Regions from separate parts of the Homo sapiens genome. Here region 1 is linked to region 2. Evidence: chromatin loops called from intact Hi-C (ENCODE). Cell type or tissue: A673. All regions are shown on one strand. Links, peaks and the distances in the headings refer to the core of each region. The heading gives the core; the rest is flanking DNA.

Region 1 (4,772 bases), core at 476-4,475, 510 kb before region 2:
TCTCTCAAAGACTTCTGATGTACATTCGTATCGAACACTCTGAGAGTCTTATAGTAAAGAAACATCTAACTGTGTGTAACTCACGTTTTCAAACTTATTTGAGCATGAAACATTTTTACCACTGGCATATCTAATCACATCCAGTTTGGGAAAGGATGTGTAGAATATTTGAGATGATCGTTAGAACTTGTTAAAAGGAGAGTTTCTTAAAAATCCAGGAGTGTGGTGCAATGCTGAGTCCTCAGAGCCTCCCTGTGTTTCCATAACAGAGATAAAATAAGACTGGATATTCACAGAATCCTGTTTTATTCATCTAATGATCGAAAGAGGTAAATTATGTGAGAGACCGTCCTGTGCAACAAAGGATCAATATAAATGTGAGTTATTCGTGATTATGGTAACTGAGTTGACTGCAGCTTTGTTACTCAAAATGTGGCCTATGAAAGCAGAGCATTGGAATCACCTGAGTGCCTGCTAGAAATGCAGAGTCTCAGGCCCTAATCCAGATTTATTTCATCTAAGGCTGCATTGTAGCAAAATGTGATTCCTAGGCATGTTAAAGTCTGAAAAGCGTTGATTACAGCCTTTTGTACTCTTCCTCTTCCTGACATATCTTAGGTTCATTTCTTCTACCTCATTTCGGTGCCTGCCCCATCTGGAATTCTTTGCAATACTTCTCTTCCTGGAAATTCATAATCTTTACCATTCACTTCCATCAAAATTTTGTTCCTCTTTTCCCTCCCTGAATTCTAATATTATATGTGGTTTTTTTGAATGCCAATAGTATGCCTGGACCTAGGAAATTTCTCAGAAGACCACAGTAAACTTTACAAAATTTTAAAAATTCCGTAAATTGTTCAACACTTGTTTTCATCTGTTTTCTGCTGCTATAACAGAATGGATGATTTATAAAGAAAGGTTTATTTAGATCATGGTTCTGGAGGTTAGGAAGTCCAAATGGCACTGGCATCTGGTGAGTGGCATCCCATGGTGAAAGGGTGGAAGGTGGGATTGAGCCCATGAGACAGAGACAGAAATAGGGGCCGAACTTAGGTTTTTATCAGAAGCCCACTCTTGTGATAATTAACCTACTTCCAATATACTGGCATTAATCCATTCACGAGGGCAGAGCCCTTATATTTTCTTTATAGTGTTAACTTCTTAAATAAAGGTTCCACCTTCCAATACCCTTACAATGGCAATTAAATGTCAACATGAGTTTTTGTGGGGACATTCAAAACATAGCAACTGTCAATTAGTTTTCCAAAGTCAGTCTCTCTAGGTCTTTCTTTAGTTATAGGAAGGGACAAGGTACGGGGCTGGGTGTGTTAACAATCCCTTTCCATTTAATAAAGGTTGCTAAGAGTTAAAAATCTAAGTTCTGCCTATACAAAAAATAACATTCATTATCATAATAGTTTAATTTCGGATGAGATCGGGCACGTGCAGAGTGGTATGGCTGTAGACACACAATAGTTTCAGAAGTCAGACTGTCAGAACCATATAGTGAGAGCTACCATAAGCACCAAAAAGCCCATGTATAGATTTCTCTAGCAAAGACGCTTCCTTAACGGCGCCACTGCTCCAGGATGGGGTTGAGGTGTTGCTGGGGATTGGTAGCCACATTGCTTGTAAAGAGACTGTACTTGCTCCTTCCAGTCTCCCTATGATAAAGTTTTAAGAATATCATAATGAGAATTTTTAGGCTACATATAGATTTTTCCACTGTAGGCAGATGAAATCACATATTCTGGTTAGACATTAGATAAAGCTTCTGAGATTTGGACATGCTTTCATTAGACAAATGAATGTAATTTTTGATGATCTAATACTCTGCATGTTTCCGGAGGAAGCAGTTAAAGACAAATTTAAATTCTGACAAAGATTTATTCAGCTTGTTCTTTGGTGGGGAAAGGAAGCTGAATAGTAAAATGTCAACGATTCAAAACTCCTAATTTTCCTTGTTCCAAGTAAAGAATGAGTTTCTAGATAACAGAATTTAAAAAAAGTTCCCGTAAGTTTTCCCTTCTTCAGTACTCTCACAAATATCCATGCATGCCAGTAAATAATGTAACCTTAATACATTAAAAGATGAATCATGTAAAAGGGAAGTGAAAATGACAAATATGGGAAAAAATGTGACACAAAGAAGTGCATTATGTGTTTATTCGAGAAACCATGAAAACTTCTGTGAAAAAGCTAAGTGCATGAGATCACTACTCAACATTTTAAATCCCTCAGTGCTGAATTTTCATGGTTTGCAAGCAATCTGAAGGGCATTCAGGCTTCTAGGAAGAAGTTTTGCAACTTTGAATTTTTGCCTGTCTCTTGGCCTTAATACAGCAATTTAAAAATAAAGTATCAAGGGAACTCAGCCTGTCTCTAAATTGAGGAATAATATTCTGCCTTTACAAGCCTGTGACATCACGTATCTTCTTACTTTACAAAAGCTCAAATTGCTTGAGCATTAAGATATTAAGAACCTAGTCATGCACAGAAAACACTAGTTTTTTAAATTTTCCAAAGTGATTGGCTCTGAAACTCTAGAACAGTGTTGTCCAAAACAACTTTCTGTAATAGGCCAGGTGTGGTGGCTCATGCTTGTAATCCCAGCACTTTGGGAGGCCAAGGTGGGTGGATCACCTGAGGTCAGGAGTTCAAGACCAGCCTGGCCAACATGGGAAACCCCATCTCTACTAAAAATACAAAAATTAGCTGGGGTTGGTGGTGCATCCCTGTATTTCTAACTATTTGGGAGGCTGAAGCAGGGGAATCAGTTGAACTTGGGAGGTAGAGATTGCAGTGAGCTGAGATTATGAAACTGCACTCCAGCCTGGGCAACAGAGTGAGACTCTGTCTCTAAAAAAAAAAAAAAAAAAACTTTCTATAATGATAAACATTTTCTGTGTATATGCTGTCCAATGTGGTGGCCATTACTAAATGAATATTTAATTTTTTAAAACTTTAATTAATTAAAATTTAAGTTTAAATAGCTGCATGTGGCCAGTGGCTACAGGGTTGGATAATGCAACCCTAGGAATATTTTCTTTATGGTGTTAACATATAATTTAAAGCATTATTTTTATGTCTTAATACTATTTTCTAGTTTATGTATATAGAAAAAAACCTTTAATACCTTAGATGAGAACAAATTTTTAGTGCCATTCCTTAAAGATTATTTTCTTGGAAATAATGACATAAGTGGTCCATTAGATGATGTTATATGAGTCATAGAAATGCTTGATATAAAGTCCAAAATATCCTCACACATGTGGTCTGTGAGGCAGGCTTGTATATAGAAAAAAGGTGGAGGAAATTATGAACACAGGGAAGGAGGTAAAATCATTGCTGGTGCCATATGTCTGGATCTTCTGTTTTCTTCTATTGTGATTTATGTTCTTTTTAAATGACTTTACTGAGCCCTTTGATTTATTTTGTGATAAAGATTAAATATTTTGTCCTTTTCTGATGTTTAAAATCTGAGATTAGTCTAAATAAGGTGACCCATTTTTTTGAGGCACACACTGCCCACCTGTCATCATACCACTGGCAAAGCCTTTAGATAATGAACTAGTACATGTGATAGCCTCCAAAATGCTCCCTTTGAGCTCTTTCTTTATTTTTAAATGTCTTGCTAATGGAGTTTCTTAAAACTGTTTTTTTCTTGGAGTATTTCCTTCAGGGTTGGTTTATATACCACACAGGAAACCAGTTTCATTACCTGATAATTGTGCTTTGGTTATAGAACCAATTCTTTGAATGGGCTGGACATAGGAGGCCAAGTAGAAGTCAGCCTTGTTCTTTCAAACCCCCTCTCAGATTTCTCTTTCCTGTCTATGGATAAATTTGTCTTAAAGATCCCATTTTCAGGTATTAAAAAGTCCAGCCCATGGGAAAACAATATTCACATGTAAAATAATGAAGTTGGATCTTTACCTAACATCATATATAAAAATTAACTCAAGGTATATCAAAGATCCATTTGTAAAACCTAAAATTATATAAATCTTAGAAAAAACACAGGGCAAAAGCTTCACAACATTGGATTTGAAAACAATCTTTTGGTGGCTGTTATACCAAAGGCAAAGGCCATAAAAGAAGAAATAAACAAATTGGGCTTCATGAAAAATTTTAAAATTGGACATCAAAGAAAATATCAGCTGGCTAAAAAGACAACCCACAGAATGGGAGAAAACATTTGCAACTCACAGAAGGGGTTGATTAGTATCCAGAATATATAGAGAACTCCTAAAACTGAACAACAACAAATGACCTGATTCAAATGGGCAAAGAACTTGAATAGGCATTTCTTCAAAGAAGGTGTATAAATGATCAATAAGCATGTGAAAAGATGTTCAACATTAACAGTCACTGGAGAGATACAAATCAAAACTAAAAGGAGATCCCGCTTGACACTCATTGGGATGGCTACTATTTAAAACAACACAGAAAATCACAAGTGTTGGTGAGGATGTAGAGAAATTGGAACGCTTGTACACTATTGGTAGGAATGCAAAATGGTACACTGTTGTGGAAAATGGTATGGTGGTGGATCCTCGAAAAATTAAAAAATAGAATTACCATATGATCCAGTAATTATGCTTCTGAGTATATACCCAAAGAAATGAAAGTGGTGCACCCATGATTATAGCAGCATTATATTCACAATAGCTAATATGTAGAAGCAACACAATTATCTATTGATTGATGGCTAGACAGGCAAAATGTGGTAAATACATACAAGGAATATTACTCAGCCTTAAAAAGGAAAG
Region 2 (4,000 bases), core at 1-4,000:
CATTTTGGAACTTTTAGGTTTAATGACTGCCTTATTGGAGTTTGGACTTGCTTGGGGCCTGTGGCCCCTTTGTTTTGGCCAATTTCTTTCATTTGGTATATTTACCCAATGTCTACACCCCCAATTGTACCTAGGAAACAACTAACTTGCTTTTGATTTCACAGGCTCATAGTTGGAAGGGACTTGCCTTGTTTCAGATAAGACTTTGGACTTGGACTTTTGGGTTAATGCCAGAATGAGCTAAGACTTTGGGGGACTGTTGGAAAGGCATGATCATGTTTTGAAATGTGAGAACATGAGATTTGGGAGGGGCAAAGGGCTGAATGACATGGTTTGGCTGTGTCCCCACTCAAATCTCATCTCGAATTTTAGTTCCCATAATTACCTTGTATTGTGGGAGGGGCCCAGTGGGAGATAATTGAATCATGGGGGTGGTTACCCTATGCTGTTATCATGTTAGTGAGTGAGTTCTCACAAGATCTGATGGTTTTATAAGGGACATTTCCCCCTTTGCTTGGTACTTCTCCTTCCTGCCACCATGTGAAGAAGGATGTGTTTGCTGCCCCTTCCACCATAATTGTAAGTTTCCTGAGGCCTCCTGAGCCATGCTAAACTATAAGTCAATTAAATCTCTTTTTTATAAATTACTCAGTCTTGGTTATTTCTTCATAGCAGCATGATAATGGACTAATACAGATACTATAAGCCTAATTTTTTAGAAGAGCAAACTGAGGCTCTGAGATGTTAAGCAGCTTTCCTTCTGTCACATAGTTGGCAAATGTAAGAGTCTGGATTGGAATTGAGTCAGTATGGTTACAAAACACTTGTTTTCATTTATTATTTATCCACTTACCAAAAAAAATGGAGTAACTAGAAGCCTCATAAACACTCATATGCGTCTAAAACACAAACTCACAAACCTGGTTTCCTTGGAAAATACATCATGAGAATGTATCAAAAGGTATGAACCAGATTTGCTGTTGCTTTATGACATTGTTAATAATGGGATGGTGAGAGACAGGATGAATCAGGGTCTCAGCTTCATTTCCTGGTTTCAACAGTGATTCAAAGAGATGTCATAGGCCTTGCATATTGCAAGAAATATTTGCTTAAGCAATACATTTATTATTCATAGGTCAGAGCTTGGAAAGCGGCAGGTGCACAGGAGCCCTTGACAATGGCAAAGCATGATCACATGTTTACCGCCAAGACATAGAGCCAAAGTGGGTGACTTGTCAGAGTTTGCTTTGAGAAAAGAAGAGCTGATGTGCATAATCAGAAACCCTCTGTTATGGGGCATTCTAGTGCTCAGTGCCTTTGCACTCCTTAGCTCAGCTCTTACTGCTCAAAGACACCCTTTAGTGTTCTGAAGGGAGAAGTTGTGAAACTGTTTCTTTAAAAGTTACAATGTGCAAAAATCATAGTGACATTTCTATTGCATTTGCACTTTGCTTCAACTTCTGTTCTGGTCAAAATAGATTTGACTTTGGAGATACAGAAATGCACAGAATTCATGTCCTTGAGCCAGTAGTTACAGTAGAAAGGTGTGTGTGTGTATATACATATATATATATATATATATGATTGGTGCAAAAGTAATTGCAGTTTTGCCATTGAAAGTTATCTAGATAAAAGCTTTTTTATATATATGTACTACTTTATATATAATTTTATCTAGAAAAAATATTTATCTAGTATTTTTATCTGGTATTTTTATCTAGAAAAAATACTTTTATCTAGATGAAATTTTTTTCCTTAGTGATAGTATACTTTACAAATTTTTCTATCTTCAGCTATCACCCACCCAAGACTTGAGGAATCATTCTCTGAGTCAATTGTAAAAGCAATTGATAAGGCAAGATCCTAAAACTTCTGGGATTTTCCATCAATAAAGTAACTTTTCAGCCTTACAGAGCAGAGCTTGTTCCTTTATCTTCATCAGTTTCTACATTTCTTTGTAAAAAATATAACTCTGTAAAATTAGGGCTAAATTCCTTGAGAAGAATTTAAAACATATAGGTTTCAAATATTCAACTAAGCTTCAAAGAAAGAAGAAAGAAACATGGGCTCACAGAGATGATTTTTTTTTTCTCCAGCCAGCATGGTCATCATCCCCTGCCAGGCATCTCAGCTTTAAAAGCTCTGCAGCATGTCTCTATCCTCTTTGACAACAGCTTCTGTACAATATAAAAATCCCATTATGCATATTAAGCAATGAGACTCACTGTTTCCCAAGGGGATCAGTTTGAATTAAGCTTTCTAATTGAGAGATATTTCCCAAAGGACCAGTTGGCATAATTCATGTTTCAAGGCTCCTATGCAATTTGGCCCTCTCCCCTTTATTAAAGGAAAAAGACTATTTATCTTGATTCACTTACATAATACATTTCACAGACTATAGCATATTTCAGAAATACAGGTTAAAAGCTAATCACAATAAAGTCATTTCTGAATTTTCCTTTCTTTCATTTTAAAAATACTTTTAAGTAGGAAAAGGATCCAAGCTGCTCAAGACTTCATTAAAATTTGAACGTTCTAATTTCTAATTAGATTTCTTCTGATCATGCTTTTACATGATAAAAGAAGAACATTATTTATCCAGATAATAAATAAAGCCCTTGCCATGGCTCCACAATCCCTGAGTCACATGAATCACTATTGTTAGACCATCGTGTTTTTTAAAACTGTGTGCACATATTTCTCAGATTATTATTTTATTTTATTGTTCCACTGTCTTTATAAAATATGACTTACTTTATTCTATGCTGTTTGCATCTATGAACACATTTTCTTATTTACAAGTTAGTACCAGATGTAGCCTATCAGCCTATCTCTGATTCAGAAAAATCTTGCTACCTCTAAGTGCCTGTGCCAGCTAATATGTCCTTGGGGTATAGCCCCTCTCTACCAGGCACTAGATTTAGCTTGTTCGTTTGAAGTTAAGTGATAGAGCAACCAGTTGCATGTGTGTGTATATGTGTGTGTGTGTGTGTATGCTGCGTGTGTGTATATGTGTGTATGTATACATCTCAATGGCATATGGAGCTCATCCAACTGAGAAAGGGCTGAAACTCCCAAGCAGCATCTGGAATAGCTGGCCGGCTCATGGAGCTTCGGTTTACAGCAGTCACCTCTTCTACTTCGCCTGCTGGAACACTCTTACTCAGCTTCGATCACCTCCATGAGAGATTACTGAGTGCTTCCTAAGCGTACACACACGCACCCCAGAAATGTTGTTACAATTCACACTCCGTTAACATTACAAGGTTTCCATCCTTATTATGAAGCTATGCACCTTTATTTTACACAAGCAGATAAAACTGAAAGAGTTCAGGAAATGTCACCACAAAGAGCCTCCTTTGATAGATACTCCAAAAGGAATGCAATATTCTAGAATCCTCTCCCTGAGAATCTCATTAACCAGGTAAGATTAAACTCCTATCACCGGAGAGGAGACTGGAAGTTGACCCCACTCCCAGACAGACTTTGTCTCAGGCTATCACCTATTCTTCCGAGGGCTCATTCCTCTTTCCCCAAAATCATTTACTCTCCCCCTAAGTTGCTTACATCCCCCTCCCCTCTCCCCTATGAAGAAGGTGTATAAGCTGCTTGAGCTCACAGTGTTATTGAGCACTCACTTTTCTTTCCTATGGTGTCCTTGAGCATGTAAAAATTTGCATATCTTTTTTCCTGTTGATGTGCTTGTTGTCAGTTTGTTTCATAGACTCAGTTATTGAACCCTCCGAGGATAGATGGAAGGTTTTCCCTTTTCTACATAACTTTACAGACATTTATTAGATAACCACATGATAAAAGTCAAAGCTTTGGGGAACATTGTGGATGAAAAGGGCAGAGAAAGATCGCAGTGAGAGACCAGCCGCTTTCTCTTAAAAGTTCACAGCAGGTTACACCCACAGTGGTGCAGGGCTATAGCGGGGAGATCTGTAAATCCTCCTTTCATGAAAAGGGCCTTAGGAAGCTGAATCGACAATGGGCAAAA

Evidence for each region. A loop is a pair of places that touch in the nucleus more often than their neighbours do. Peaks named below come from ENCODE experiments on the same cell type or tissue, not always from the same donor. Only the 100,000 strongest peaks of a DNase experiment are listed, where the experiment ranks them.
Region 1: a loop joins it to region 2, with 4 times the contacts of the local background. A loop is called at or near these places in 1 of 110 quality-filtered maps.

What each region holds. Positions count from the first base shown.
Region 1 is chr21:29,206,641-29,211,412 of GRCh38, forward strand. All of the region lies in intron 1 of LINC00189 (long intergenic non-protein coding RNA 189), which reads left to right. Among named protein-coding and RNA genes, the nearest start is that of LINC00189, 16 kb to the left of the region's middle. In A673, for the core only: no CTCF peak of the experiment used is centred there; DNase peaks (open chromatin) are centred at 1,601, 1,881, 2,221 and 3,731; H3K4me3 peaks cover 1,583 bases; H3K27ac peaks cover 3,637 bases.
Region 2 is chr21:29,717,520-29,721,519 of GRCh38, forward strand. All of the region lies in intron 1 of GRIK1 (glutamate ionotropic receptor kainate type subunit 1), which reads right to left. Among named protein-coding and RNA genes, the nearest start is that of GRIK1-AS1, 29 kb to the right of the region's middle. In A673, for the core only: no CTCF peak of the experiment used is centred there; a DNase peak (open chromatin) is centred at 2,222.